3 separate regions of the Homo sapiens genome follow, and regions 1 and 3 are each linked to region 2. Evidence: chromatin contacts called from ENCODE Hi-C or POLR2A ChIA-PET data. All regions are on one chromosome and are shown on one strand. The core of a region is the stretch at or near the end of the contact, and the rest is flanking DNA. Distances in the headings are between cores, read along the strand shown. Region 1 holds the start of RPRD1A (regulation of nuclear pre-mRNA domain containing 1A). Region 2 holds the start of FHOD3 (formin homology 2 domain containing 3). Region 3 overlaps FHOD3 (formin homology 2 domain containing 3).

Region 1 (2,989 bases), core at 190-2,689, 230 kb before region 2:
CCTCATTCAGGGCCAATACACACATACTTACACATAAACTGAAAAACAAGGCTGTAAATCAATTTCTTCTCAAGGATGGGTGACGTTTTCATAACCACAAACAATATACAAGGACAGATTGTCTCCATTATATACAGCCAACATTTTGGCTCACATTTTGGCTGTTACGTACATACATCATATAGCTTTCACAAGGTTCAGTAAGCAAGCGTCTATTTTGATTAATAACGGTTAAAACCTTTAACACTTGATAAAAAACCATCATATCCATCAGGATGTTTGCAACAATAATGAAGAGTGTCCACTCTACCCAATGAATTAAGAATTAAAGTACAAGCTCAGACTAAGCAAATGAAATTTTTTATTTTCAGTCGCACTAGGATAATTTTTTACAAAGTTGCTCTGCATACATGAACTGATTCTGAATATTTTAGTGACAGACATCTCAAAAAAGTTTACTTCATTTACAGGAACACTATCAAATGTTTTGCAAAACAAAGACACTGCATTAGGGCATATAATCATAGAATAGGAAAGGACTTTAGGTGACTTACTCTAAATCTCTCCTTTTCAGGTAAGGCATCTGCAACGCAGAAGTTATAAGAAACTTGCCCAATTGAGACCCTCTAAAATCTACAAATTCAGAGTCTTTTCCACTGCATTACCCATCTTCTTATATTAGACTTCTAAAACTATTCCTCTATTAATTTCACAAGAATAAGTTGCTGCGTTACAGAAATGACGGAAGTAACTCCCAAACCCACACCAATCTTTTTCTTTCCACTCCCCTACCTTCTCCCTCCCTTATCCTCCATTATCATTCACAGAATGAAAAAAATACCTGACCACCTGAATTTCTGGCCCTAATTGGGTGTGGAGTCCCAACCCCCTGCTACTGTTTCCGTGTTAAGCTAACCGGAGTTTTCTTTTTTAATTATTCATTCCTTTATTCAATAAATATCTAAGCCCAGACTTTGCAGAAGCGTGGTGCACGCAGCTCCTCCAAGCCCGCAGACCACCGCGCGCTGGCATCCCGACGCCGGGAAGCCGGGGGCGCTGGAGAAACGGGGTTCCCGGGGGCGCCTGGAGGCCGGCCGGGTGGTGGGAAGCGGCCGACATAAGCGGTTGACTCACCTTTCCGCAGCTCCCGCTCCCACACGGTGACGATGGGACGCGAGTGTTTACGGTGGTGAATGAGCCACAGGGACAAGGTCTGCACGCTCTGCTGCGAGTTGCTCAACTCCGACAGCTTCTTCTCCAGCGCCGCCTCAGAGAAGGCTGACATCCCTCCGACACCACGTTCACGCCGTCCCACGCGGTGGGGCCGAGGGGAGGAGAGTTTCGCCGCCCTAGCTGCGGCCTCGCCCCCTCACCCCACCCTTCCCCACGCTCTCACCACGGCCGCCGCTTCATCCAAGACCGGCCGCAAACCAGCAAGATGGCGTCCGGCCGGCAGTGACGTCACAGGGACCCACGCCCCGCCCCTCCCGCTGCAAGCCCTGGGAAAACGCGCGGCCGAGAAGTGGAACCGCCAGGCGGAAGGGGCGGAGTCGAAACAAGTGCAGGGGAGGCGGACAGGGGCGTGATGCCTGGGTTACTCTCAGAGGCATGGTGGGAGTTTGCCAGGCCTGAACCCTCCTTAATGGAAACTCTGTCAAAGAAGCAGTGATTACAGATCTCTACATAGGCATGTAAACTGGTATAAATTGGGGCAGGCACTTTAAAGACTATTTGCATGACCAATTACGGTTAAAAATACACCTTCCTAAATAGAGTATAGGATGGTGACCAGAGGCTGGGAAGGGTAGTGGGGGAGGGCTAAATAGAAGGACTAATAGAAGGACTAAATATAAATAGGACCTAGTATTTGATAGCATGACAGGGGACTAGAGTCAGTAATAATTTAATTGTACATTTTAAAATAACTAAAAGGATAATTGGATTGTTTGTAACACAAAGGATAAATGCTTAAAGGGATGGATACCCAACTTTGCATAATGCGATTATTAGGCATTGCCATGCCTGTACCAAAATATCTTATGTACTCCATAAATATATACACCTACTATGTACCCACAAAAATGAAAAATGAATAAAAATTTAAAAATTATAAGAATACTCTTTCCTAGCAATTTCACTAATTGCTGTCAGTGCTGGAAAAAACACCAGCATGTTTGCACCAGGAAGCTTATTCTAGGTGTTCAGTCCAACACAGTAACAGTGAAAAATTGGAACATTCACTGTTGCAGTCTACACAGATACGTCTATATTCCATAATACATGCAGCAGTTTAAAATATGGATTAATCCAAGATATGGTGGATTTGGAAGGGTTTGAGTGGGTTTTTATGAGGTTCTTTTTGAGAGAGGGCCTCACTCTCACCCAGACTGGAGTTCAGTGCCATGATCACAGCTTACTGCAACCTCGAATTCCTGGGCTCAAGCATTCCTCCCACCTTGGCCTCCCAAAATGCTGGGATTACAGGTGTGAGCCACCATGCCCAGCTGGATTTTTTTTTAATTACAGAAGCAAAAGTATAGTATACCACTTCTTGTTTAAAGGTATGTAGTTCATATGGGTTCACAAGTACGTAAACTCATGGCAAAGGTTTGGAGGAATACACACCACATGAATACTGGTCTCAGGGAGAGGATCAGAATTGGAGCCCTTAAATTGTGTCCATATTGTTTTCATTTTTACAAAAAGAATACGTGAATATATTACTTATATAGTTAAAAATTAATTACAGAAATCTCATTGTTAATCTAATGCATACACCATCATATTCTAAAATTTTTTTTGAGACCGGGTCTTACTCTGTTGCCCAGGCTGGAGTATGTGGTTCAGTCATGTTCACTGCAGTCTCGACCTCTGGGCTCAAGCAATCCTCCTCTGTGTCGGCCTCCCAAAGTGCTGGGAATACAGTTGTAAGCCACCATGCCTGGCCCTAAATATTAATACAAGAAACTTCCAGAAAGATACATAAGAA
Region 2 (2,996 bases), core at 199-2,698:
TGAGGTGGAACAGTTTCATTCTGAAACCATCTGCCCTTCCTCCCCCAAACGCCCCCCACCCCCACCCCACCACTGTCCGTGGAAAAATCGTCTTCCACAAAACCGGTCCCTGGTGCCAAAAAGATTGGGGACGGCTAATCTAGAGGATTCATTCAAAGAGTTAAATAACAAAGAAAGTAGAGCTAGAAGTTCGTCTGGAAGGAGCGGAAGTGTCGTGGAATTATTATTTTAAGATCAGGCATAAGTGTGTATGTGTGGCAGGGAGGGAGATCACGGAGAGGGAGAGGTTAAAGATGTGGGTGAGGCTGCTAAATAGGGATAAGGGTTTCTTTTCCCTTGAAACCAGAGGAAAGGGAGATAGACGCGTTATAGAGTCGCCTTGAAAACACTCGGATGTTAAGAGAGACTGGGTGTTATGAGGGCGATCTATATAAGGGGGGAGGAACCAGGAACTTGGCTGTGGCCTGGGAATAGGGAGAACCGTGAATTTTTCTTGAAAACGAAGGGGGTCGCCCGTGAGCAGCGAGGAGAGCGGTGGGAGGCAGCGCCGAGTCTTGCCGCTCCCGCCTGGCAGGGGCGGGCAGGACGCAAACCTTCCTTCCCAGTCCCTCGGTTACCAGGGCATCCCCGGCTCTCTGCAATTCGGGAACCTTGCCAGAAGGGCTCCCACCTCCCCAAGCCCCCGCGGCCCCACAAGGTCCAATTAGGGCTTTCGGCGGCCTAACTGGGGAGAGGCCGTGGTGATGCAGAGGTTTAACCAGCATCCGCCGGGAGCCCCGGGGTCCAGGCCCGGCGCTGGAGTCCCGCAGCGAAGCCTCGCAGCCCCCACGCCTCTCGACTCTAGGCTTGTGCCCTAAAAGCGGCCTGGGTTCCCTGGCGCACCCTCCTCTTTCTTAGCTTCTTTGTCCCTAAGGGAAACCTCCCCGTACCCTTAGGTGGGGCTCCCGGTCACTGCCACCACCCCTCTTGCTGCCGAAGCCGGCTCCCTGGCCACCTGGTGCCCTGCCGGGGTATTCCAAATCTGGGCAGCAGAAGCCGGCCGCCGCCGCCTTCATCTGGAAAGGCTTAAGCCTTCTCCGGGTGGGGAAGAAGTCAGAAGGCCGCCTGTCTCCCCGTCCCCCAACCCCCCAACTCCCCAACTCGGTCCTCCAGGCTCCGAGGGGTGCAGCTCGGCCCTGGGCCGCGGGGCGCACGTGCAGCAGAGTCCGGCCGCCCGGCCTCCCCGCCCCGCCTCCGCCGCCGGCCTTTGGCGCAGGGCTGCGGATGCCGCGCGAGCCGTCTCCTTTGCACTTTCCCGGCTGCGGTCCGGTCGTTCGGGGCAGCCCGGCCGGGGGTAGAGGACCCGGAGGAGGGGAGGAGCCGGAGGGAGAGGGGAAGGAGGGGGCCCGCCGGCCCCGCCCCCGCCCCGCCCCCCGCGGCCGGAGCCCGGGCTGCAGCCCGGCGCGCCTGAGCCTGCGAGTCCGCGAGCCAGCGAGCTGCGGCTGCGGCCTCCCCTGCGCGCAGCTACCCGGGCGTCCCGGCCCGCGGCCCCGCTAACCCCGGGGCCCGCGCCCCCGCGGCAGGGATGCATCATGGCCACGCTGGCTTGCCGGGTGCAGTTCTTGGACGACACGGACCCTTTCAACAGCACCAACTTCCCCGAGCCCAGCCGGCCGCCGCTGTTCACGTTCCGCGAGGACCTCGCGCTCGGCACCCAGCTGGCGGGGGTCCATAGGCTGCTGCAGGCGCCGCACAAGGTACGACCCGGCGGGGTGGGCTGGGCCCCCTGGACTCAGCCCCCTGCCGCGGTGCGCGCCGGGGTGGGTCCCGGGGCTTCGTGGGCCCCCTGGGCTGGGCTGGGCGCGGCCCGGGGGGACCATCGCTCGAGGGCAAATCCCCCTCCCCGTTAGACAGAAGGGCTCGAGGCACCCGCTGGTTGGCGCAGGACCCTCCGGGGCGGGCGGGAAGGAACAGCTAGAGCCGGGGGCGGGCGTGGCAGAGCAGGTGCCGAGCCGGTCCGAGGCGGGATGGAGAAGGCTCCCCCGAGCCGCGCCGTTAGCTCGGCCGGGTGGGCGGGGTGGGGCTAGGACGCGGGCAGTCGGCCTCGGCACTCGGGCGGGCACCAAGCGGGGCGCGGGAAGAAGCGGAGCGCCGCGAGACTCAGGTCCCTTGGAGAGGAGAGCTCTGAGCGACGGCCGGGACAAAACCTCCCTCAGGCCTCTGGGGCCGCTGCGGGCGGCCACGCGACCCTCGCGACAAAGCACGCTTCCCGGCGACACCGCCTCCTCCTTCCCCCGGGGGCGCCGCCGGGGACGCCGGCCGCACACTGCGATAGCGCTCAGGGTATCCCCCTTTTCTTCTGAGAAGCAGGTGGCCTTGGGAACCTCGGAGGAGCAGTCGCTGTGGGAGGAGGGGCGGGGGCGCGGAGGGGCGGCGCGCTCACAAAGCCTCAGCTTGGCAGCCCGAAATGAGTGTCCCCTGGGAAGAATGGCTGCTCAGTCTACCCGTTAGAGAGGTTTTTTTTTTTTTATTTGTTATTTTTATTTAAATAAAACCTTTTGCAGGAGGATAGGCCTCTTGCAAAGCATTTGTTGCAAAGAGGTGGGTATTGAAAGCTAATCATTTCGTTACCTAGGAAAACCCTTACTCTCACTTAGACAGATTGAATGCAGCTTGCAAAATTACCTTCCCAGTATTTTTTCTGCCTAGGATTCATATCAAAGCTTGGAGATGATTTATTTCTTGAGGGTCGACATTAACACATATTTGGAAGAGATAAGCGTTGATGCCCAAAAGAACAAAATTGATTTAAAAAAAAACCTCGGATTTCTGTATGATGTTGACCTGCTTTGCAAGTAGAGGAGGAGGTTGGTTGTGTGAGGAAACTGGTGGACTTTAGCAGTGGTAGTTTCCTCTCTATTAATGTATCAGTGCTTTCCTCCTCTACTTAGTTAGTAACGTTTTCAGGAATAAGGAATGGGGCATTTCCATCTCATTCTCTCCTGGTTGGTTCAGGA
Region 3 (2,748 bases), core at 80-2,579, 190 kb after region 2:
GAAGCAGGCTAAACACAATTTTTGTATAAACTGTCAAAGACAAAGGTATTTTTCTCTCATGGCTGACATTTTAAAAGACATTCCTTTGCCTCCTACCCATTTAAAAAAAAAAGTCTTTGCACTATTGAATCAGAGGCAGTCTTTCTGAAACTGTGACTTCTGCTGTTAATCTAGTTGAAAGTGAGAACAAATTAATTCATGTTTCCTCAACTCCGAACAGTGATGTAAAGGGAGCTTGTTATGGGTTAGAGTTTTAAGGAATTAGGCAGAAGGTATGTATGTCTGACACCTTATGTCTTAAAGATCCTGAAAATTATTTCAAGCTCTCAAATTATAAAAAAAAGAAGGTGGTGGAAACAGACTTCAAATACCCTATTCATAAGATAAGAGGAAGAGGGAAGGAGGGGGAGGGTACTGGTTCTTTCATTCACCCTACCTATTATGTGTCAGTCACTGTTTAAGGTCTTGGGGATACAGCAGTGTGTAAAGCAGACACAAATCCCTGTTTTTATGGAGCCTACATTTCAGTGGGGGAGACAGCACATAAGGTAAATCAGTAAAATACATAGTGTGATAATGATAAGTGCTATGAGAGAAAAACAGACACGTGCTTCTGAAAGAAGAGTATATTTGGGTGCACGTCTGAGATTTTAGATAGCCAGGGAAGTCTCACCCAGAAGGATCTGGAGGATCAGGGTTATATGAGGACAAGGGGAGAAGCAGGGTGACCACTGCGTGACCCCCCCGCCCCGCAAGGCATGATTGCTTAGGCCAGAAGTGTACCAGGGCAGTAGTAAGAAAGGGTTGGATGTGGGATTCCTTGCCAGATGAGACTGGGAGTATAGTAGGGAGAGGCAAGAAGGCTGGCGACAGGGTTCTACCCTGAGCAACTGATGCAGACCCCGTGGTTCCTCTGCTGTGGGTCTCCAAAGCAGAGTCACCAGGACTTTTTGGTTTGTCCTGTCTTATACTTTGTGTAATTGCTTTCACACTAGTTTGCAAACTCCCTGAGAGCAAGTCTTTTATCTTTCTTTCACACTTCATGGAGTCCAATAAATGTTTGTTTGACTTGAATGGAATTGAGTCTATTCCGAGATCATCCGGTGAACAAACACACACACACACACACACACACTCACACACACACAGAGAGAGAGAGAGAGAGAGAGAGAGAGAGAGAGAGAACGAGAACATTGTAGACTACCTGCCAGGTTTACAATGCATGACTCAACTGCAGTTAAAAATGATAGCCAAGGGCCATGATGAAATCTTTTCTGAGCCAGCCAGACCCATGCCTGTGTGGGCTCAGAATAGTGGGAAGAGAGATGGAACTTCACTTCAAATGCAGCTCCAAGGCTCCCCATCCTGGCTCTGGAGCAGCCAGGAAGACTGCTTTGTGAGTGGGAGGATTGGAAGAATTTGGGATTTTGGGGAATTTTGCCAGATGGTTTGACCTCTGGTGTTTGAAGGCCAGTCACAAAGATTCTACTTTGTAACTTAATCTGGAAGTGACCCAGGTCTTATGGTATGTCCTGAGCCCAGGACTAAGCCAGCAGAAAAGTGTGGCTGATGGAGAGGCAGGAGCAGTGTTGGTTGGCACTGACAGATGGACGGCAAAGCTCCCAGGCACAGTCGGGCTCAGCCAGATGCTCCACTCAGCACAGCCAACCACTGTCCTGGAACCAAGGAGGGAAAGGAGAAGAAGTGGTACTAAGATCCCACCCACTCTTTACTCTTGCTAGCCCAGTATCTTTTTGTGTATTGCTGTCTATTACTTTATCCATCTACTGAGTATTGAAGAACGTGTATATGTCAGAGGAGTCTGCACTCCACTGGCTCTTTATGTTTTATTCCAAGGTGAACAAAACCATAATTAATGCTAGTAAAACACATTACCAAGTATTTTCACATGAACAGGGTAGGTTTTATATTAACCCATTTTTCATATGAAGAACTGGTACAGAGATTGTCATTAAAGGGTGGATGTATGTGCCTCTGCAACCTTTCTGGCCAATGACATATCTTGAATGTCATACATTTCGCCATCGGAGAAGCATTTTGTCATCTCTGATGCTGGTTAATGAGCCCTCTGGAGCAGATGTCGATAGCAGGATTAGAAGCACATGTAATAGCCACTCCTGGCATGGACTCCTTCACATTCAAACTGGCCACCTCTTCAAGCACTGCAGGTGTTAACTACATGCCCCGAGGTCAGTGGTTCTCTGAGCATCCTCCCAGGACCATTCACCAGCTGTGGGGACACCAACTGTGAGTCTGGTAGAAATGCGGAATCCCAGGCCCTACCCCAGATCTGCTGAAGCTAAATCTGTTCTTGTCAAGTTCCCCAGGTGATTGCTGTGCACATTCAAGTGTGAGACGATTAAAGATATCACATACATCAACTATTGTATTTCTGCTAGACTATTTAAAAATCCTATGTGACAGTCCCAGCTGTGGATAATTCTTAGCTGTGAGGGCTCCTTCATATAGGCAACCTGTGCCACTTGTTGCTTCCCTTTTGTTGACTTCTTGACATCTTTTTCTGTTCAATTGTCTAGTTCTTTTAATATATGTCTCAGAAAATGTGTAGCCTGAACCTCCGATGACCTGCTTTGCAATTGAAGGTAGGATGTGCGTGGACTCCTATGTCTCTCCCATGCCACATACCAGACTGGCCAGGGAGGAGCTGCTCTTGAAATTCCTTTTTGGTTCATGGAGATGCTAAAGGTGCTTCTCTGACTTAGGCTG

The links. A loop is a pair of places that touch in the nucleus more often than their neighbours do. ChIA-PET counts read pairs that join two places held with the same protein, here RNA polymerase II (POLR2A). Pooled maps may share reads with other maps.
Region 1: a loop to region 2 is called in a pooled map, with 2.8 times the contacts of the local background. The contact joins the promoter of RPRD1A here to the promoter of FHOD3 in region 2. A Hi-C loop is called at or near these places in 7 of 50 pooled maps. POLR2A ChIA-PET finds 5 or more read pairs at or near these places in 3 of 52 experiments (HEK293, WTC11 and activated B cell).
Region 3: a loop to region 2 is called in a map of posterior cingulate gyrus, with 9 times the contacts of the local background. The contact joins the enhancer-like site here to the promoter of FHOD3 in region 2. A Hi-C loop is called at or near these places in 3 of 168 maps with a recorded cell type or tissue (gastrocnemius medialis, heart left ventricle and posterior cingulate gyrus) and 2 of 50 pooled maps. POLR2A ChIA-PET finds 5 or more read pairs at or near these places in 2 of 52 experiments (H1 and HEK293T).

What each region holds. Positions count from the first base shown.
Region 1 is chr18:36,066,120-36,069,108 of GRCh38, forward strand. RPRD1A (regulation of nuclear pre-mRNA domain containing 1A) reads right to left here and starts at 1,440. Exons shown (of 7, transcript NM_018170.5): 1 at 1,135-1,440. The coding sequence starts at 1,285. RefSeq lists enhancers at 1,140-1,279, 1,163-1,678, 1,390-1,619.
Region 2 is chr18:36,296,265-36,299,260 of GRCh38, forward strand. It overlaps FHOD3 (formin homology 2 domain containing 3), which reads left to right and starts at 1,449. Exons shown (of 29, transcript NM_001281740.3): 1 at 1,449-1,736. The coding sequence starts at 1,572. RefSeq lists an enhancer at 295-1,272 and silencers at 1,212-1,501, 1,622-1,691.
Region 3 is chr18:36,481,712-36,484,459 of GRCh38, forward strand. All of the region lies in intron 3 of FHOD3 (formin homology 2 domain containing 3), which reads left to right. Among named protein-coding and RNA genes, the nearest start is that of FHOD3, 190 kb to the left of the region's middle. Within about 2 kb of position 1,330, at least 3 of the 41 ENCODE cell types and tissues checked have a DNase peak (open chromatin) inside an H3K27ac peak, as active enhancers do; they include gastrocnemius medialis, where a contact is called at or near this core.